Regions from separate parts of the Homo sapiens genome. Here region 2 is linked to region 1. The links are chromatin loops, found by intact Hi-C in ENCODE. Cell type or tissue: HCT116. All regions are shown on one strand. Links, peaks and the distances in the headings refer to the core of each region. The heading gives the core; the rest is flanking DNA. Region 1 overlaps GALNT10 (polypeptide N-acetylgalactosaminyltransferase 10). Region 2 has its middle 130 kb from the start of NMUR2.

Region 1 (10,932 bases), core at 3,457-8,456:
CCTCTTACGGGCAGAGCACTGTGCTAGGCACTGGGGGTCCAATGGCAAATACAACAGATGAGACTCCTGCCAACACTGGCCCTGAGTCTGGCAGGGCACAGAGGGGTTGGTAAGGACTCTTAATGTTAAAAGTGACAGAAAGGCTGGGTGCAATGGCTCATGCCTGTATTCCTAGCACTTTGGGAGGTCAAGGTGGGAGGACTGCTTGAGCCCAGGAGTTCAAGACCAGTGTGGGCAACACAGGGAGACCCCCATGTCTACAAAAAAAAATAGCCAGGTATGGTGGCACACACCTGTGGCCCCAGCTACTTGGGAGGCTGAGGCAGGAGGGTCACTTAAGCCCATGAGGTCAAGGCTTCAGTAAGCAGTGATTGTGATACTGTTCTCTAGCCTGTGTGACAGAGGGAGACCCTGTCTCGAAAAGAAATAAATATAAAAGTGACAAAATCATCTTAAACTAGCCGTAGCCGAGAAAAGCCATGGCGGGGGCGGGGGTGAGGGGCTGTCTTCAACAGGCCTGCTTCCAGGTGCTCAAACAGGTGTCTCTTTCCCTCTCTTGGGACTGCCCTGCTGGGTGCTCGCTGCATTCACGGACAGGCCCTCCCTTACTGTGTGGTGCAGAGGTGATCACTGGCAGCTGCAGTGTGTTGTCCACTTTGTTCTTCCCCCCAGAGAAAGTGTGTGGCCATCACATCAAGCACCAGCATGTGTGGCGACCATTAAATATATACCCCATTACCCTGCCCTACACCAGCTCCAGAGCCCAGGAGGTTGGGTGCTCCAGCTGGCCATCCTGGGTCACAGGCCCCAGGTGGAGCAGTTGGAAGGACAGTCCCCAATAGGGAGAAGGTGCACTGGACAGGCAAAAACAACAGATGCCCATTGCAGGGAGATTAGACCAGGGACATAATCCTGTGAATAATTAATATTTCACTTCTGGTAAAAGGCAATGAAGCAAGATGCTGTGTGTAGGTATAAAAGGGTGAGAAGCCCCTGAGGAGGTGGCTCTTAAGGGGACCTGAAGGATGAGTATGAGGTAGCCAGGCAGAGGGAGGAGTCTATGAGGGGAGTCAATGGGTGTGGTGAGCAAGAAGTGAGTGGAATGAGGTGAGGGTGGAGGGCTGCACGGGGCTCTTGGTCAGGCCAGAGGACATTCTGAAGTGATGGGCGTGGCCTGCACTGGGATGCTCTCAAAGGACCCAGGAGTGAAGCAGCTTCATCTGAGCAGATGTCTGTCTTCCTGAGGGTAGTTCACATTCAGAGTCGGCCACCAGGGCATCCTGTGCTGGGCAGGGAAGCCATGGAGTAAACCCACTGACCAAACCCTCCAGACATCCCAGGAATCTGAGGGCATCCTGGATGCCTCAAGCCTCCCGACATATCAGGGTCACCCTGGTCCCTCAGGAACCTTCAGGCTGATGGCCAGCATGATTGGGGCCAAAGAAACCAGAGGTCACAGCAAAGAGAAGGATTTGGAAATTTATCATCCACCTGCATAAAGTTAGGTGCCTCTGCCAAGCAGAGCTGGACACAGAGCCTCATTAGCTAATGCAAGTTTAATATGAAGACAAGGAAGCTGGATGCCGACCTGATCAACTGCCCGGGAGACGTTCAGAAATAGAGCAGGGTAAGGTGTCCCACCTGCTCAGGGCCACTGCACCACCTGAAAGGCAGAGGGCAGCCCAGCAGCGACCTGGGCAATACCCGCCAGGCAAAAGCATCACTTCCACATCAATCACTTTGTATAAAGGAAGAGTTATTGTTATGGGATGCTGGCGCCTGATCAATATCTCCTGCTTTGAAAATAAACTTCTTGGTTTGGCCTTGACATTAATCTACCATCAGGAGCCCATTATCTCGAGACCAATGTTCTGTTCTATTGACTGGCTGGATTTTTTTTTCTCCCCCAAGATCAGAATATAATTGCATTTCTCCAGGCAGCACTTCCAATAATTGCAGCCCTGTGCACATCCCCTCTCGGGAGGGCCAGAGTACATCAGGGCTGGGGATGGAGACAGCAGGAAGTAGTGGGGGACAAAGGACCTTTTAGGAGCCAGGTGGAAGAGCAAGCCCTTCTAGAGCCCCTGAATTAATCAAGATGTGAAGCCCAATCCCCACGACCTCATCGAGCAGTTCCAACTGAAAAGAGCACTTTTGCACAGAATCTGGTTTGCAGATGTCCCCATTCCTGCCCCCCATTCCACAAATGAGAGACTATGGTAGCGAGATTCATAATAATGTCCTGAATCCAGCTGTGTCCCCCCATCGCCTCAGCACCCCTCACCCAGGGTCAGGACGGTCTCATATCAGGACGACTGCAAGAGCCTCCCGGGCCTACTCTCCCTGAGGCCTGCCCCATCAGGCTGTTCTCCACCCCACTGGCAGAGTCATCTTTGTAAGATGTAAGTGGATTGTGTGTCTCCCTCACTGAAGACCTTCTGTGAAGACTCCTTGTTCTGCCCCGTGAGGGCCCTGCGGGAGCCCTGCCCGCGTCTCTGGCCTCCCCTCCCATCCCTCTTCCCCTTTCTCCCTCTGCTCCTGCCCTGGCTTTCTTTTTGATTATGCCAAGCTTGGCCCTGCCCTGGTGCCTTTGCACTTGCTCTTCTCCCACCCGTTCCCTTGCCTTTACTTTCACCTTCTTGGTTCCACCTCAAACATCCCTTCCGAAGTGAGGCTTTCCCTGACTGGGGAGCATAAAGTAGCATCTCTCACATCCCATACACCCCTACAACGAATCTATGCAATGGCCCTGCTCTGCCATCGCCACCTGAAACCATCTCCCATGTTAGTTACCTATGCCAGGAAAAATTACCCCCAGAATCCATCTTAACACAATACACAGTTATGATGGCAGCGCTTCCCTAGGCCAGGGATTTGGGAGTGGCTTGGTTTGATAGCTCCACCTTGGGTCTCGCATAGGAGAATAGTCAGGCCATGAGCCAGGGCCGCAGTCATCTGCAGGCTTGACTGTGACCACGACCTCTGCTTCTTGGTGGCTCACTGACCTGGCTGGCAAATTAGTGCTGTGGGCAGGAGGCCTCAGCTCTCACCGCATGGACCTCTCCACAGCATGGCTGGGGTGTCCTCAAACATGGCAGCTGGCTCCTCCAAAGCCAGCGGTCCCACAGAGAAAGGTGGAAGCCACGGCATCTTTATGACCGTCATTTCTGCAGTATCCTGTGGGTTACACAGGTCAGTCCTCATGTGACTCACTGGGAGGCATCTACACAGGGGCACAAATACGAGGAGGCAGGGATTGTGAGGCCACTTCGGAGGCTGGGGCCTCGGCTGACTGATTCACTGCTGTGTCCTGAGTATGCACCAGATCTTGTGCTAAACCCTTTTACACACAATATCTCATCTTCCAGTCCTGCCTCCTCTATTTCTTTACAGGAAACTGAGTCTCAGAGAAGTTAAGTACCTTAATCAAAGTCATAAAGTGGGTAAGTGGCTGAGCCAGGATTCAAACCCAGGCCTGCCAAGGAGGGTCTGTGTAGGCCAAAGTCATCAAGTGGGTAAGTGGCTGAGCCAGGATTCAAACCCAGGCCTCCCAAGGAGGGTCTATGTAGGCTGGGCCCCTCAGTGGGTATGAGTCAGTATTGGCTGTACATGTTCACATTCCCAAGTTGCTATCAGACCAGTGGGCAAACTCAGGAGCTCTCTGTGATGTCAAATACTCCTCCCTGGGAGAGGGAGGCAAAGAGAACCATCAGATCCCACACTGCGGCAAGACCCAGCTGCACAGCCTAGCAAGCCAGACTCAGAGAAGGCAGGGCAGGGAGGCTGACGGAACTGCTCAGGGAGACCCAGCGAGAGGCTCATAGATCCAGGAGGAAAATAAATATGTGACAGTAAATCTACGGAACCTGTGTGCCACCTTGACTACTTATGCTGTGGCTGATGTCACTTTGTGATCACCATGGTCTTTCCCACTGATCCCCCGATGCCACCCTAGAATTCTCAACACAGCACTCCATAGTGGATTAGAGCTCAGATTCTGAAGTCAGCTAAAACAGGGTTTAAATTTTGGCTCCACCACTTACTCTGTGACCTGAGTCACATTTCTTAGCTTCTCTGAGCCTCCATTTCAGCATCTGTAAAATGTTACTACCTACTTTATAGGTTTTCTGATGAGGCTTAAGTGTGGTTGTGCATGTGACCATCTTAGCATAGTGTGTGGCAATGGTAAGCACTCAGTGCTGTCAGCTGTTTTTACCGCTGTTATTATATTACTGTGTTTTCCCATGTCATTAGGTCTGTGATCCAGGCTTCAGCAGACAATCCAGGCTGATGCTTTTGCTGAGTGCACTAAGGGATGCTGGCCTGGCGGGATGGTGAACTGGAAGCAGAAACGTCATCCTCTCTCTTCCTTCTTGCCATGCAGGTGTGGATGTGTGGGGGCCGCATGGAGGACATCCCCTGCTCCAGGGTGGGCCATATCTACAGGAAGTATGTGCCCTACAAGGTCCCGGCCGGAGTCAGCCTGGCCCGGGTAAGGTGGTGGCTTTCCTTGGCGGGTAGAAGGGGTTGGCCTAGGACCATCAGCTGCACTGAGGCACCCTGGGGCCCTAGACTGTGTTATGTGATCTCTGGGTTTGAGGATGTGCCTCCCATTCTCCAGGTGAAATCTGATTTAAAAGAACTCCCTTAAATCCCTACTTAACCATTCATTGCTATGTGACCTGGGGAGGGTTGCTTAAGTCCTCTGAACCTGTGTTTCCTCCTTTGTTTAAAGAGAGCTAATTCTTTCCAACTCCCAGCATTGCCAGGAGAATTAAGGAGGTGATACTGTTTCCCAGAGTGTGACAGAGGAGACGATCTTAGGCAGCAAACACAGGAATGTTTTCTTGTTCATGTGTTTAAGTTAATGTGGATTCTAAATTAATGTGTATTCGTGTAGCTAACCTGTAATTTCACAGATATTATTACTTAGCATACAGCTAAAGTAGGTGCAAAGTTAGACCAGAGGTGATGTAAAAAAACATGTTAGATAAATATTAATACAGGTGGTGTGGTGTGGTGTGTTTGGGAAAGCTTGCGTACTAAATTTCTGGAGGGGAAGTGGGCTTCATAAATGTCAGTGTCTTTCTCTTCTCCTCACCCCCTGTCTACTCTTACTGCCAAAACCTCTGCATGTCAAACTGTTTCATTGCCTTAAAATGGTTTCTATCAATCATTGCTTCAATTAAATTGGCCACTGGCTGCAAATGGAAATCTGTCAGCCAGAGTTTGTTTTTGGTTTGGATATTAAATGTATTCGGAAAAAAATAAATAAATCCAGGTGACCACAAAAGAAAAATGAAGAGGAGGGAGGGTCCCCAGAGGATAGAAAGAGCCTTGCGGGGAAGCTGGAAAGGACCCCCGCACAGCTTTCCCTCCGGGGAGCCTGTGAGCCCCGCCCCGGCCAGGAGACCCCGGTGCTGGCCGGGTTGGCATTAGACCGCACTGCCTCCTGTCCAGGGCGCTGCCTCCTCCTCCACTTGACAACCTTGACGTGTAGAATTGCAGCCCCCGGGACCTAGAAGAGCGTTGTCCTGTGACTTACAAGGAAAGCCGAGAGGCTCAAAGAGGCCGCGCGTCTCCCTGAGAGCCATCAGTGGGTGGGAGCTGAGCTCCGGGAAGTGTCAGGGGCCGCGTGGAGGGAAAGGAGAGCCGGCAGTGCCCTCCAGTGGTAGCAGAGCCTAACGACGCCCTCACCAGCCATCCGCGCTGCCCACAGCCCCATCCGACACGGGCGGGGGGTAGGTTCTAGGTTCAGTCCCTTGAAGCAGGAATCGCGTTCTTCTGAAAGGCCATTTGGCGATCCCTGAGGAGGGAGCCAGGCAGGAAAAGCGCACGCTCTCTCGGTACGCCCAAGACTGAGACTCTTCCGGCTACAAGGGACCATGGGGACACTCCAACTCCAGACCAGGAGCAACCCTAAAGCATTCTTTTCCTCTGCAGAGCTGTTGTTGATAAGGCTCACCTAAAAATAAAAATAGCCGGGCGCAGTGGTGTGTGCCTGTAGTCCCAACTACTCAGGAAGCTGAGGTGGGAAGATCACTTGGGCCAGGGAGGTCGAGGCTGCAGTGAGCTGTGTGTGCCACTGCACTCCAGCCTGGGTGACAAAACGAGACCATGTCTCAAAGAAAGTTTGTTGTTGTTGTTGTTGCTGTTGTTTTTTTTTTTAAAAGGCCCACCTGATAAAGAGACATTACCGCCTCCTGCTTGTTATAGAACCATTATTATAGATTAATTCAGTGGATAAGAGCTAACTGTAGTAATACTTATAAAAATTCCCTTCGAGCCAGGCATGCAAAGCATTTTACTTATCTCACTTAATTCTCACTTGTTTTTAACCCCATTTTAGGGATGGGGAACATGAAACGTGATGTTGGCGATGGAAACATTAAGTAACTAGTGCCAGAATTCAAACCTGTGTAGGTCTGACAGGTACCTGGCACATAGCAATTGTTCCTTAAACAGTGACTGCTGTTATTAGTGTTAGCATCAATATTAACAATAAAGACTGGAACATGTATTTAAAAGTCTTATCTAAATTCTGTGTTTAGGCATTTTAACGTATTTCTCTTTTACCTATCTGTACTGAAGCATCGTCCTGTGTTTGGCTTTAAGCCACTTAACAATCTGAGTGGTGCCTCATGGCTTCTTCCCCAGGGACTCTGTGATCCATCAGGTCTGATTATGTGTGGGTTCGCAGAACCACAGAGATGCCTGAATCAGGTGCGGCCTTTTATTATGGTGACTAACAACCCTCAATTACTTGCAGACCACATTTAAAATATTTGTTCAGTGGGCCGGGCGTGGTGGCTCATGCCTGTAATCCCAGCAGTTTGGGAGGCCAAGGCGGGCGGATCACCTGAGGTCAGGAGTTCAAGACCAGCCTGGTCAACATGGCAAAACCCCATCTCTACTAAAAATACAAAAATTAGCCAGGCGTGGTGGTGTGCGCCTGTAATACCAGCTACTAGGGAGGCTGAGGCAGGAGAATGGCTTGAACCCGGGAGGCGGAAGTTGCAGTGAGCCGAGACTGAGCCACTGTACTCCAGCCTGAGCGACAGAGCAAGACTCCATCTTGGGGGGAAAAAAAGTGCTCAATGTTTTAATAACCACATCCTAAGCCTTCTAGAGCATTGTCCCCTAGATGATCATTTTGATAGATTTGAGAGTTGTCCTAATAGCTCCGAGAGAGCCAGATAGAGAGAGAAACTGAGATTGTACGGACTCCGGAAGGACAAACAGCCAGACAGCCTTGAGGTAGAAGCAGTTCAGGAAGGATGAGCTGTCCACCAGCTTGCCTGCCTCAGGAACAAGTAGCCAGTCTTACATTGTTTACTAAACTTGCTGAAATCTTTCTTATCTTTGCCTCTGGAAAAAGGATCTTAGGGAAGGCAATAACAGAAACTACTCAAACTTGGTGAAACAAAAATGGAGACTTACTCCAAGGATCCAGGCAAATCTCTGTAATCCAAGCACAAGAAGTACAGTTGGGCCTCAGACGGGACTGGGACTCGGAAGTAGGAAGGTGTTGAGAGTAGAGGTATGAGGAGCCCGAAGCCCACTGAAATCCCAAGGTCCTTTTTATGTCTCTAACAAGGGGAGATGTGAGAGAAATAAGTGTAAAGTCATTTCCTTTGGTGCAAACAGTGAACTGTAGCAAAAAAGTTCAAAATCTGGGAGAAAGAGCTTTTCAAGCTGTGTCTGGAAGATACAATTATGCAATATTAATTAAAATGGTAATTATAATTAGAATTAAAATATGATGTTATTCAATCCTTTAAGAATGACACTGGTAAATTTCAGTATCATTCTTAACCAGTCTGGCCATGGTCAGAGTGTCCAGACTTGTTTTCAGTTGGAGTGAAACTACCCTCATTACCTCTGTGACTCGAGCAGGTTAGACAGTGAGCCAAAAGAGCCTGGTGGACATACTGGAAAAAGCAGAGGAAATATTGTGTTTCAGAGTGTTCATGTAGACAGTCTCTGTTAGGCCTTCAACTTCCTCTAGCACAGTTTTAAATTAAACACAGCCTTTTCTGTGCAGGGGCCTGGTGGGGATAAACACTGTTCCTGAGCTGTTTTCTAACCCACTGTGGACTCTTCAGCACTCAGGAAGAACTAGGTAGCAACAAGGAAATTCAGCTGTTTCCTGGTCCCCAACTCAGAGCCAGCAAAATGGGGGAACTGGTGAATTTTGTCTTCAGTGCGGGGGCCTCCCTCATGTTGGCTTCCTTCTCCATTACTCCAGAGTCAGCAGCCTGTTTTTGTATGGCCTGTGACCTAAGAATGGTTTTTACATTTTTAAATCATTAGAGGGAATGGGAATCAAAAGAAGAATATTTTGTGATACATGAAAATCAAATTTCAGTATCCATAAGTTTTACTGGAACCCAGCCACACCATTTATATGGTGTCTATGGCTGCTTTATAGCTACATCAGAGGTGAGACCATATGGTCTGCAAAGCCTAAGTATTTACTATCCGGCTCTTTATAGAAGACATTTAAACATTTGGGACCCCTGCCTGACCTTCTGCTCCTAGAGCAATCCTTCACACTGAGGTGCAAATGACTGATAACAGCTTAAACTGCTAACTCCCCTTTAACCTTTCAGAGGAAATTTTAGATTGCAATAGGGAAAAAACTTACGAAGGAGGTAAAACCGAAGAGTTAAAATTGGGGTGGGGGGACAACAGCCAGGGGTTGAAGAAAGATGTTTTGGAGCGGAGAATTTCCCCTGAACCCTGAAGTTTTGCTCTCAGATATATCACATATCAGAAGTTCTCACTGGGTGGGGTCTACACTGCAGATGGAATCAGGAATTTTCATCACATACATAAGAATTCCCTCTTCCTCTGTCCCCAAGTCTACTCACAAACACTTTCCTCACCTGCTGCCTCTGCTTGCCAATCATGTGGCTGTCATTTTTTAAAACTGATTATCTTTGTGCTTCATGATGAAAGTAGCAGCAACCTTTGCACCTCAAAGGATTATTAGAAATTCCAGCTGCTGATGGAATTACACCTTTTGGTTTCAAATTATAATTTGCCTTTATCACATAGCTTGGTCAAAACTCTCAGTTGAAAATGACAAAAAGCCAAATCAAATTGGCTTAGCGAAGAAAGAATATACAGGCTTCTGTAACTGGAAAGTCCAAGGTAGCTCTAGCTTCAGACATGGCTGGATTCTGGTGTTAAAAGGCGGAATGCATTCCTGGATCCAGCCCTCCGCTCTGCTTCATTCTGGGTTGATTTCATCCTTGGACAGGCTCTCCTTGTCTCTCCTTGGAGGCCATATGGCCCAGCAGCTCTGGCTGGCATCCTGTCTTACCCAGCAATCCAAGCAGAAACAGAACGATTCTTCCAATAGTTCCTGCAAAAATCCCAAGGCTGATGCCTGTTGGTTGTGATTGGTGGGGCTTAGGGAATGGGTCTGCTGTTTGACCAGCCCCTGCACCGGGGGCGCCTGTATTCACATTAGCTAGGCTGGGTCCATGCCTTTCCTCCTGCCACATGAGCTGACAGGGAGACAGGGTGGCTCCCCAGAGGAAAATCAGTGGGGGCTATCGCTAGAAGAAGATGGGATGGAAGATGGGCAGGCAAAACAACAGCAGCCTATGGGCCAACTATAAGCTGTGAAGCCCTTAAAACATGCATAATGATAAATAGAAACACAGAAGGCCTAAACTCACGGTGGGGCTGGGATTTTTGATGGAACATAAAATAAGAAGGGTTGACCTCGACCTGCCAGGACCCTTTTCACCCCACTGCCTGGCTTTGGCTTCTTGGAAAGACTGACCCCTCCATTGCTTCTTGCCCCATAGAACCTTAAGCGGGTGGCCGAAGTGTGGATGGATGAGTACGCAGAGTACATTTACCAGCGCCGGCCTGAATACCGCCACCTCTCCGCTGGGGATGTCGCAGTCCAGAAAAAGCTCCGCAGCTCCCTTAACTGCAAGAGTTTCAAGTGGTTTATGACGAAGATAGCCTGGGACCTGCCCAAATTCTACCCACCCGTGGAGCCCCCGGCTGCAGCTTGGGGGGAGGTGAGTCTGGAGGGCAGGGCTGGCTCCATAATTTAATGGGTGTGCAAAATGCAAATGCAGATCCCATGTTCAAAAGGTAGAAAGTCAGTGCAGGGAGGAAAGGCGTGAATATAAAATCGTTTCCTTTCTTTCCTGGTCTCTCTCTAGCCTTGTCATGGTGTATTTTTACTTGTTAGTTAGTGTTCTCAGTGTAGAAAAATTAAAACTTTAAGTTATTAGCATGAATTTTACCTTTCATCTTTATATTATGCAGTGACAATTTAAAATTCAGATTAACAGCATGTAACTCATGTTCAGAATGGGTGAAATGACATGATCTGTATTTCCCACCTGCTGCATGCATAAGTATTTCTCACCAGAACAATCTAAACATGGCACACAACAAACTCAGCTTTTTACTTCACTTCTTGATAATGTGCATATTCTTCCAACACTCTCCACCTTCCATTTACTGATGAGTAAGAAAGGGCTGGAAGGCAAAGGAACTAAGGAGCCAGGCACAGTGGCTCAGGCCTGTAATCCTAGCACTTTGGGAGGCCAAAGCAGGAGGATGACTTGAGCTCAGGAGTTTGACAACATTTTCCTATGGGAAACATAGGAAGACCCTGTCTCTACAAAAAAAAAAAAAAAAAAGAAAAAATTAGCCAGGCGTAATGGTATGTGCCTGTAGTTGCAGCAACTTGGGAGGCTGAGGCAGGAGAACTGCTTGAGCCCAGGAGGTCGAGGTTCCAGTGAGCTGTGCTCGTGCCACTGCACTCCAGCCTGGTGACAGAGCAAGACCCTGCCTCGAAAAAGAAAAGGAACTAAGGGTTGCCCTATCTTTCCCTTTCCTTCATAAGTTCTTGGCTAACACGGGGCAGTAACGCAAGTAAGAAAGAACATGACAGGA
Region 2 (10,932 bases), core at 2,354-7,353, 1.9 Mb before region 1:
CTCACTGGGTTGCTTTCACTGTTACTGTTTATATGGCCTTATTTTCTTGAGTGCTTAGCAATGAACTAAAAAAAATAACACATTTGTCATAACTTATCTAGGTCTCATTAAGGAATCTAGTTCACTATATTGCTAGAAGCAAAGTCTATACTTGAAATTTTGCTATCCTTTGTAATATAAGAGCTATTATGAGAGAGGTTTGCATCTCTCTGTTTTGTTCAGTTACATTTCAGGAGTTGCTAGTATTGCTGATCCCATATTTCCTGTTTCACTTTTGCTTTTTATTCGAGTTTCATTATGACTAAAAAATAAAGTCAGTTTCTTCCTTTATAATTTTGTTTAAAAATTTTTCTTAGTGCTATATTAGGCGGCTTAAAAAAGTACTTGAAAAGTTTATATTATCTCTTTACAATATATTTACTATATTTTTGAAGTCTCCTTAATAATTTTTTACTCACCTGAAAGGTCAAGTTTTATAAGAGATGAACAGTTTCCTACTTTTTTTTTTTTGTAGATTTTACCTCCACTGTCTGTAGATGGTACTTTATAGATATCAATATTATATCTTTCAGTACTAAAAGATTGAATGATAACCGTGTCTTTATAGATTATAACCTTAAACATTATAAGGAGATTTTCTTTAATCAACACTTTTATGATATAAATAACATATGGAAATGGAAGAAGTTCCCTTATCCCTCTCGCAGGGCATGTGACAGGGGTGTGGCTTGCTTCTTCAGTTCCCCGCTGCTCAAACCCCTGTGGGGAACATACAGGCAGGTCGTGGGGAGAATTTTTGGGCTCCGACCCCATGGCAGCATCTAAGGTTGAGTGTTTACAGCTCCTGAAGCCCCAGTGGGCCTGTGTTACAGTGTGCTCTTTCAGCTTTGCTGTCTGCAGGCGGCTTGTGTTAATCAGCTCAATTAGACCCTCTGCCTTATCACAAGGACAGAGGGCTTTCTGTGTCCTGGGTTCCTGCCCTGGTGTACCGAAACAATGGGATCACATGTGAGCTTGGAGGATGGGTGCAAAGTTTTATTGAGTGATGGAGGTAGCTCTCAGATTGGTGGATAAGGAGCCAGAAGGGGGATGGAGTGGGAAGGTGGTCTTTCCCTGGAGTCGGGTCACCCAGCTGCGGGACTCTCTTCCAACTGCCTCAGATCGAATTCCATGTTGTCCCGCCGTCAATGGACTGCCGGTATCTACTGGTGTCTGTCAGTGTGCTCTTCTGCTCCTCCTGACGTCCAGCAGCTTGTGTCTGTGCTGGCTATGGTCTGGGAGTTTTTATGGGCACAAAATGGGGGCCAAGGCAGGCCAGAGTGGTCTTGGAAAATACATCATTTGAGTGTGAAAACAGGAGTGCCTGTTCTCACTTAGGTCTGTGGGCACAGGACTGAGGGTGGAGCCCTTACCAGGGACACTGCCCTTCTCTGTCGAGCACTTCTCTGCCCCCCTCCCATATCAATACCAACTTTGGATCAGACAAAGCCAAATAAATACCCCTAACTGATCACATAGGATGCCCCACATTTAGTAAATGACCTACAGCCTCCCCAGACCACTAGCTTACAGTCAGGGCACACCTGAAGTGTTCCAGTGTATCCACTCTAAAGCTTCTCCACTGCCCTGCCTGCCTTTGAGTCTCTGTTAAAACACTAGGGGTGGTGGCTGGCTCCCTTACTACAGCAAGCTCTGAACAAATAGGACTTGCTTGTTGTCATTGGGTTGGTCTTCATTTATTTCCATTTACTGTTGTATCATAAGGACTAGGTCAGAGAAAAGAAGCAGGAAAAAAATGTGCCTTCGTGGAACTCACATTCAAGTGGGGCAGTGATGAGAGGAGACAAACAGCAAAATGTAATAAGTAAGCAATATAGAAGTATGGGCAAGTTATAAGTGCTATAAATAAAAGACATGGGAGCTGGGGGAGGAGATTGCAATTTTAAACAGGGTTGTCAGGGAAGACTTGCTAATGAGGTGACATTTGAGCAAAGCCTGCTAGGAATGAAAGAGTAAGTCACACAGAGGCAATGGGGGAGGGGAAAGCATTTCCAGGAGGAGCCTCAAGGCAAAGGCTTGGAGGCAGGAGGTGCCTGGCAGTTTTCAGAAAAAGTAGGACTTGTGGCTGGAGTAAAGGGAGAGGGGAAAGAGAGAGGTGTGGTCAGAGATGTCAGGCAGCCAGAACATGGAGAACTTTGTAGGTCATTGGAAGGACATTGGCTTTTAAGCCAAGGAGATGAGAAGCCTTTGAGCAGGAGTGGCAGGACTCTTGTTTTAAAAAGATCTCCTGGCTGAATGGGCACTGTGGCTCATGCCTGTAATCCCAGCACTTTGAGATGTGAGGGGGGAGGATCACTTGAGGTAAGGAGTTTGAGACCACCCTGGCCAACATGGTGAAACCCATTATCTATTAAAAATACAAAAATCAGCCAGATGTGATGGTGCATGCCTGTAATCTCAGCTACTGAGGAGGCTGAGGCAGGAGAATCACTTGAACTCGGGAGGTGGAGGCTGCAGTGAGCCAAGATTACACCACTGCACTACAGCCTGGATGACAGAGTGAGACTCCATTTCAAAAACAAAACAGAAAACAAAACACTCCTGGCTTCTGTATTAAGATTAAGTAGAAGGATCATACGCCCTGCCTTGTGCAGGACGATCCTAGTTTATGCCTATTGTCCTAGCCCCTTTCACTTTCAAAAATGTCCCAAGTTAGAGGATGAAACACAGGATCTCCCTAAGAATAAACAACTAGGGGTAAGGATGAAAGCAGACACAACTAGGAAGCTGGTTTAATAATCCTGGTTACAAATAGTAGTGATGTGGAAAAGGGTGATGGCAGGGGAGGTGGTAAGAAATGTTCAAATTAGGCTTTATTTTCAAAGTGGAGCCAATGGGATTTCTACATAGTTCAGATGTGCGGAGTGGTAGAACGAAATGTTAAAAATGACTCTGCTGGGTTTTTTTGTTTGAGTGAAGAGAAAATGCATTTTTGTTAACTTAAATGTGGAGAAACTGGGACCTAATTGTCAGGGGAAGACTGGGAGTTTGGTTTTGGAAATTTTGTTTTTGGGTTGTCTATTAGATAATTGGGTGATAAAGAGTAGCCTCTGGAATGAATTTGGAGTTTAGGGGAGAAGTGCAGGGTAAATGTGTTTTCTCCATTTATTGAGTGCAATGTTTTACAAATATGCAGTTCCCTGTTAAAACTAAGTAGGCATAACTCAGCTATTTGCATCTAAACTGTCCCAGAAGTCAGGGCCTGATATCTCTTTTCTTCCTGTTTCAGTAACCACTTCTGTACCTTATGCTTTTAAGATACTTTTTTTTCTCTTTCTTTTCTTTTCTTTCTTTCTTTCTTCTTCTTCTTTTTTTTTTTTTTTTTTTTTTTTGCAATTCTAGTGGGACTCAAATGTAACACACTTTTATTGTTAAAGTCTAACAACTTAAGCAGAATTGTGATTTCAGACATTCTTAAATTTCCCTGGAAAATGAGAAACCTGTTGGACCTTCAGATAAACTCTTGCCTTCACTTCTAAATTATTTTCTTCCAATACCTATTTGAATATTTTTTTCTATTGCAATTAGTTTTTCTTCTTTTTCAGGGGAAGCAATTGTTCCTGTAATGGTCCTCTAGTATCTGCTCCCGTCTACATAGTTATATTTTTCACTAATCATTTTTATTTTGGTCTTTTTTGACTTCAACATTATATGTGATTTTTTCAAGCCTGCCTGCAACATCACTGACTTACTATTTTTCATAAATGCCATTTCTGCTTTAACTCCTCATCCTTTTAGACAGTATATGCAATACCAGTATTCCTGTACTGTTACTTTTCTTTTTATTGTGTGTTGTGGATTTATTTCATGTTTTAGAGCATTCATATTTCCTTAACAGGGAAAAGCAGTTGGAATGTATTATTTTCTTTGCTATCTCTCGTATTCCATATCTCTTTCATTCTTTCAGAGGTTCTGTATTAGGTTATTTCTTCTGCTTACCCGTCATTCAAAATGGGCAATTCTATTCAGTCCATAATAGTAAATATGGTTATTGAATGAGGCAGATTAAGTAAACCTCCAACAGAAAGCAACTTTATTCTTTTACTATTGCTGTTACTCTGTACTGTGTCAAACCGCCTTTCTATAGCCCTGACAGTACCTTGAGTATATTCCATAGCTTCTGATGTCACTTGTAGTAGTAATAAACTTCTCCAGGCATCCAGGCATCCTTTTCCAGGCATCCAGTCTAATATCAGCTTCAAGAGTTCTTCCAGTTTTTGCCTTTACCCCTTTTCTGTTGAGCCTAATCCAGGCTTGGTTACCAATGGAGAAGGCGAGGGATGGTTGGACAGCTTGGACATTTGCTCACTTGTGCTTAACAGGACTGCTCTGCCTCCTGTATGACTACAGGTAGGGCTGTGAGATAAGAGAAGAGGCATTAAAGTCTTATAGGACAGACGGGGTTGTAATCCCATGTTGATGCTCTCCAGCTATGAAGGCCGGCCCTATGAGGCTTTTGTGTAGACCCAACCTCTTCCGCAGAGGCATCCTGAGTCATAAGATGCCATCTGGGACTGTCTGCTGCTTAAGGCTCCTCAGTTGTGTCTAACAGTATGAGGTTATACATACAAGAATACATATTACATAGCATTGTTAGCGGTTATTATTACTCTTGTGAATGGTACTATTGTTACTACTGGTATGAGAGAGATTTTAGCCTCTTAATTTTGGCTAATTCTATGATGTACTTGTATAAGACAGGTGATGTTTAAATGAGAAATCATAACTAACTTTACTTGGCACTAGATATTTGAGAGAAATTGTATGTATTTATTTGTAGATTATATTCTGTTTTATTAGGGAGGAAAGAACTTAGAGGCTGAGTTTATTTCCATCATTAAAACAAAATAGATAACCAAGGCCCAGAGAGAAACAGAGGCCTGTCTACTCTCCAGGCACTAACAGTCAGGACTGGAACACAGAACTTCAACTTCTGTGTAGTTGTCCTCAGTTTCTGTGCTTTCTCCTTCTGAGGGGAGGTGCTCCGTACTTCAGGACTGAGTGTAGATCTCACCAGATTCTTCCTGCCCTCTTGGTGGGTAGCTCAGTTCTGACACATGCTTTGATAGATAATGCAACTTTTCCTTAAGGAACAAACCTTACCCTTTTAGTGAATGTTTGTAAACCTTTTAAGAATATAGCCACCAGATGTCACTGTAGGCTAGCTTATGCCAAATAAGACTATTGTATCTGTTGTCAGATTTGCTTTGAGGAGAAAATGGGATCGAATAAATGCTATACATCCTAATGTTTTAGCTTATAAGGGAATTTCTAGGGCTGTTTTGAGACAGACCACCAACCATGAGAACAAAATGCGAAAGAATCCTACAGACCCTGGTCTCTTGGTAATTACAGTTTAGTGGGATGTGCAGGAGGAGTCATGTGCAAAAAATTACATGTTACCCATCCCTTTTGCTTGCAAGTGAAATAGACCAAGACAGAAGACATCAGAGTGAGCGGAAGAAACAGCTGACAACATCGAAAGGGAGAAAATTGCAAGAAGTCTTGATGGATGTCTTAGATTTGGGTCTGTAGAGCGTTGAACCTGGAAGACGCCACTTGATGGTTAGAAAGGGGTGGGAAGGAAGGCAGAGTTAAATGTACAGCAACGTAAATGAGTGAAATGCCTGGACTTTTCAGAAGAATGGGAAGAGACTAGTTAACCATTCAAGATGGGATAAGTCCAAGAATGGTAGCGTGTAAGGCTGGCAGTGTGGCCTGGTGGGACAAACACAGTTTTTACAGACAGGCCACCTGAGTCCAAATCCCAGCTGTGGCACATACTAGTTGTTGGAACATACTCTGGGGCATGTTACCAACTCAAATTCCTCATAGAGAAAGTGAGATGATAATATATTCAACTCATAGGATTATGGAAAGATTGAGTTTATATTTTTACAGTGTTTAGAAAAGTGTCTAGCACTTAAGTACTACATTAAGTCTTTGAATAAATAAGTTTCTGTATAGCACTAGGCATAAGAAGTCAAAATAAGGTTAATGATTAAAAGGCAATAGTTTTGTATTATTTAAGGAATATTTATCTGGAAGTGAAGTGAACATAGGCCTGAGATATACCCAGATCAGCACCTGTTCACTGAACACTATGCCAGACATTTAATGGGTGTGGAATAAATTTTAAAAAACCTATAATGGTGTTGATAATAATTTCTATGTACTGAGCTGTAACTAGGGTCTAGGAACTAAGTTTGAAGTACTTTAAATGCATTACTTTAATCTCCAAAATTTGTAGGGTAGGTTATTATTATTTCAGTTTCATAGATTAGGGAAGTGAGACCCAGAGAGAATAATTAATTTGTTCAAGGTCATACAAGCAGTAAATAGCAAAGCTGAGATTCAAACCCAGAACCTGATCATTTAACCACTGCTCGAAGTACCTAAAAGACCTTGAGGCATACTATAAAATCACATTACTTTAGAGCCAAGAGGGACTTCAGTTTGACTGACTCGTTTTATGGATGAAGAAACTGAGAATTATAAATTTTAAGGGATGTATTCAATGTCATTTGGTTGAGGGATGGATGATATAAGAACTTAAATTTTCTGTTCCCAGTCCAGTTCTGAATATAAGGGGTTTTAAAAGTAAACAGGAAGTATCAATCCAGCGTATTATTATTCAAAGAGACTGTGCTAGATCTTTTATTTGTCTTTTGCTGACATTTTTTTTGTCTTGCTTCTGGTATAGTGTGAACTCTAGTGTGTTATAGTGGTCCTTGTTGTTTAAGATCTTTTTTCAAGATATAGAGTGGAGTGGAAACCCGCCTGGAGAGTATATAGTATTTAGTTCAAAATGTGAGTTACGTAGTGGACCTCAGACAGTAAAATCAGCTTCCTTGTCATCAGAGAATTCCAGGCAGGATAAGTTATCAACCTAGAATAATTCATGGAAGTTCATGTCCTCTACCAGGTCACAGTAATTGAAGTTTAATAGATTGCAGGCAGTGGAGGCAGAAAGGTGTAAACACTAATACATGACTAATTGTTTATTCCAACATATACAATAGACTGAAAATGAGTGTGAATTATAAATATGAAAGAGAGAGTAGATTAAGCCTTTGCATGATTAATGAGAAGTATATGTTGGAGAAAACAATTGTTAGTGTATGAGTGTTCACAGCTTTTCTTCCTTTACTGCCTGCCAAGTGGAATTCTGCCTGCCACGCTGTTTCTGGGATTCATTGTAAAAGCAGGATTGTGGGTAAGAGAGCTAATGGAAGTGAGCACAGATAGGCTGGATGGATTTAGTTTGGAATGAGCAAAGATGTCTCTTAGAAGAGGGGAAAAAACCAAGGTGGGTGGGATAAGAAAGATAAGAGTCAGCTTGGGGTGGGTTGAAGAGAGTTTTGCAGTTTTGAATTACAGTCAGTTGCTTTACTATGATAAATGAGGTTTAGATGCAATAGATGGATACAGAGAAAATCTTAAATTGGTAGGAGTTCTGAAATATACCTGCTATGGTTTGGATGTCCCCTCCAAAAGTTATGTTGAAACTTAATCCTCAATGCGGCAATATTGAGAGGTGGGGCCTTTCAGGATGATTGAACCATGAGGGTTTTGCCCTCAGGAATGGATTACTTTGTCCATAGACTAATGGATGATCATGGGAGGGGAACTGGCGCTTTATAAGAGGAGGAAGAGAGGCTTGAGCTAGTACGTTAGCACACTTGACCCCCTCGCCATGTAATGTCCTGTACCACCTCGGAACTCCACAGAGAGCCCCCACCAGCAAGAAGACCTTCATCAGATGTGGCCTCTCAACCTAGACTTCTCAGCCTCCTAACTCTAAGAAATAAATTTATTTTCCTTATCAAATCACCCATTTTTAGGAATTGCATTTTAAGCAATAGAAAATAGACGAATATAGTATTTCCTGGGATTTTACTACAAGGAAGCCTGATACAGACTCAAAGGACTCCTTAATTAAAATTTGAACATTAAAATAGTGGTTTTTCTAAATGTGACACCAAGCCATGTACTAAGTCAGAGGCTATCAGATTGATCTGGTCTAAATGTGAGGGGGAAATACATTTGTGTTGTACCTTAAACTCCTAGTAAGATCTTCACTTGTGTAACATCCTACTATACAGGACACAGTTTCCCAAACTGTATTCCTTGAGTCACTTGGATTAATTTTGTTAATAAGTGTTTGTACAATAAAGTTTTAAAACTAATACACGGTCTCTTCCATTCTGAGTGTCATGGAGCACATTAACATAGTAAAACCACCCAGAAATTCAGTATAACAAGGAAAAAATTTACATTTGACCACTGTTTTTCAGACTTAAGAAAATGTAGAACACCTATTACTTAACATCTTATGGGAATATTGTTTCATGGAATATTGTAGGAAATGCTAGTTCAGTTGAAAAAGTGTAGGTTTGGATAGCTGGAAACTAATTCCCAATTCTGGCCTTGTAAACTACTTAGCTGCAGTCAGTGCTACTCAAAATATGACCAAGGACTGCCAGTTTGCATACTACCTGCTATTAGACTGCACTACATAAGAAACTAGAATGTAATGAAATGTATAAAATAAGCATACAATTTAGTTGAGCTGGGGTTATTTGTAGCCAGACTTCGATGAAGGAAGTCATAAATGCTGATTTATATTCCATTACAAGTCTGACACTCTGAGTAGTATTAGCTGCAGTGATTGTAGTAAGTGACTTGATCTTTCTTTCCTTTTTTTTTTTTTTTTTTGAGATGGAGTCTTGCTCTGTCACCCAGGCTGGAGTGCAGTAGTGTGACCTCAGCTCACTGCAACCTCCACCTCCTGGGTTCAAGCGATTCTCCTGTCTCAGCCTCCTGAGTAGCTGATATTACAGGCACGTGCCACCATACCCAGCTAATTTTCGTATTTTTAGTAGAGACGGGGTTTCACTCTGTTGGCTAGGCTGGTCTCGAACTCCTGACCTCAGGTGATCTGCCCGCCTCAGCCATTTGTCCATAGATTAATGGTGGGATTACAGGAGTGAGCTACCATGCCTGGCCTCACTTGACCTTTCTGATTTAAATTTCACTTTCTCTCAAATGATTAGGTAGGAAAATAAACATGAAGATTCAACCTATTCTGAGTTCTATAACTCTAAACCTGGTAATCTTCTGGGAGCCTAGGGTCTTGGGAAAAAACTGAATATCTCTGTTGTAAACCTCTGGCATAATCCATGAGAATGATAAGGTTTCGACCTGCATCTTCACTTCTAAACTAGGAAAATGGAGACATTTAATATTCTCTAATTCTTGTCCTAATGAATGAACAGTAATGCTGATCTATATTTTATTGTTTTATTGTTGCTGTTTAAAGTCTATAGATATTATAGATAAAGACACAAGCTGATCATCAACTTCAGCAATGTTGGCTAGTACTTAAATTGTGCTTGCAACAATGGTATATCTGTTTCTCAGACAAACACATTTTGTTACAGGCCATTCTGGCACATTCTTGATCAGAGGTAAAGATAACAAAGATAATTCCAATATGGATGAGGATTTAAAAGCAGCAGGATACTCTGGAAGGGTTGCAGGCTTTTGCATCATGTAGACCTGGATTTATATTTCATCTCCATTATGTACTACCTCTATGACCTTGGGAAGTTCTATTAACTTTCATGGGTATTCATGTTCCCATCTATAAACCTGATAAGTGTGTTATGATGATTACATGAGATAATACTTCTAAAGTTTTTATTATTTTTGTAGATTTTTAAAAATAAGAAAAATATATGAGTTACAGAAAGGAGAATTACAAAATTAGAACAGAAGTGTTTAGGGAAAACAATGTGCAGGTCATAAAATGATGGCCACCAAAATACTGATTTAGACACAAGAATAGAGTCCACTAAAATCACTTGAATAGTAAAAAGTGAGCATAACTAGAGGTTTCACAAGTTCAGAACCTGTGTTCATAGGTCAAAGATAGAGTCAACAGGGGAAGCCTAGGCTGGAGTAAAGAAAATATCAGCCTTATGAGTTAAAAAATGGCTACATTAACACTCTCTATTCTATTCTGTCTAGACTAATAGCATTCTTCAAGTGGGAGAGAGCTAATAAAGATAGCTGTAACCGACCTGTATGGTGACTGGAATAATATTCAACAGGGTAACCAGCCTGAAGGTATCAGGTGAGTCAATCAATATATAAAACTTAACTGAGTTGTTGTCACCCTGAATAGTAGAATTGAGTTCATGTAATCCTAAGTAAAATGGTTAAACCCATTGGGACTTATAATTGCAAAAGATCTCTCAATTTTAAATAGGAAGGCTGCAGATTTTTTTTTTTGCCTCGTAATAACTCATATTTTTATAGTACTTCTCAATTTCCAAAGCACGTTTGTGTGCATTGTTTCAATGGAGCATTATGACAGCTAATAAGTCTCTGTGTGGTATAGCTAAGGACCCCAAAGCCCAGAAAGGTCAAATGATTAGCATAAGGATGCACAGCCAATACTTGGAAGAAGCAAGATTGCTATTAGAGATCTTAAGTCAACATAACTTAGCTTTTCCCAGAATGAAACAGTGTCTCTCCCTGAGAGTGAAAGTTATCAGTTACCATCCAGCCCGTTCACTTGTATTAGATGGAGACAAAGTCTCCCTGAAAGGATCAGTAGAAGTATAGTTGTTGACAGACACAGGATTCACAGCTTAAAGTTTCTCTTTCCAAATAAGCCACTTAATTGTTCTTTATTCTAAAATAATGGCCAAATGTGAATATTATTATTTCAGAATACTTAGAAGAGGTCACATGAGTTGAAAGATAAAACTGCAGGCCTTTATTAGTCATGGGTTGTTTAAGTCAGAGAAGATATGTACAGTATATTCAAGGTACTATTTTCCATTCCCATGACCATGACAGTCA

The links. Hi-C counts contacts between places; a loop is a spot of excess contacts. Peaks named below come from ENCODE experiments on the same cell type or tissue, not always from the same donor. Only the 100,000 strongest peaks of a DNase experiment are listed, where the experiment ranks them.
Region 2: a loop joins it to region 1, with 8 times the contacts of the local background. A loop is called at or near these places in 2 of 110 quality-filtered maps.

What each region holds. Positions count from the first base shown.
Region 1 is chr5:154,399,720-154,410,651 of GRCh38, forward strand. It overlaps GALNT10 (polypeptide N-acetylgalactosaminyltransferase 10), which reads left to right. Exons shown (of 12, transcript NM_198321.4): 8 at 4,385-4,492; 9 at 9,822-10,043. All of the region lies in intron 2 of SAP30L-AS1 (SAP30L and GALNT10 antisense RNA 1), which reads right to left. Among named protein-coding and RNA genes, the nearest start is that of SAP30L-AS1, 41 kb to the right of the region's middle. RefSeq lists a silencer at 5,625-5,674 and an enhancer at 10,665-10,932. In HCT116, for the core only: a CTCF peak has its summit at 5,693 (motif pointing left); DNase peaks (open chromatin) are centred at 5,642 and 6,692.
Region 2 is chr5:152,527,612-152,538,543 of GRCh38, forward strand. No RefSeq gene overlaps it. Among named protein-coding and RNA genes, the nearest start is that of NMUR2, 130 kb to the left of the region's middle. In HCT116, for the core only: a CTCF peak has its summit at 5,226 (motif pointing right); a DNase peak (open chromatin) is centred at 5,210.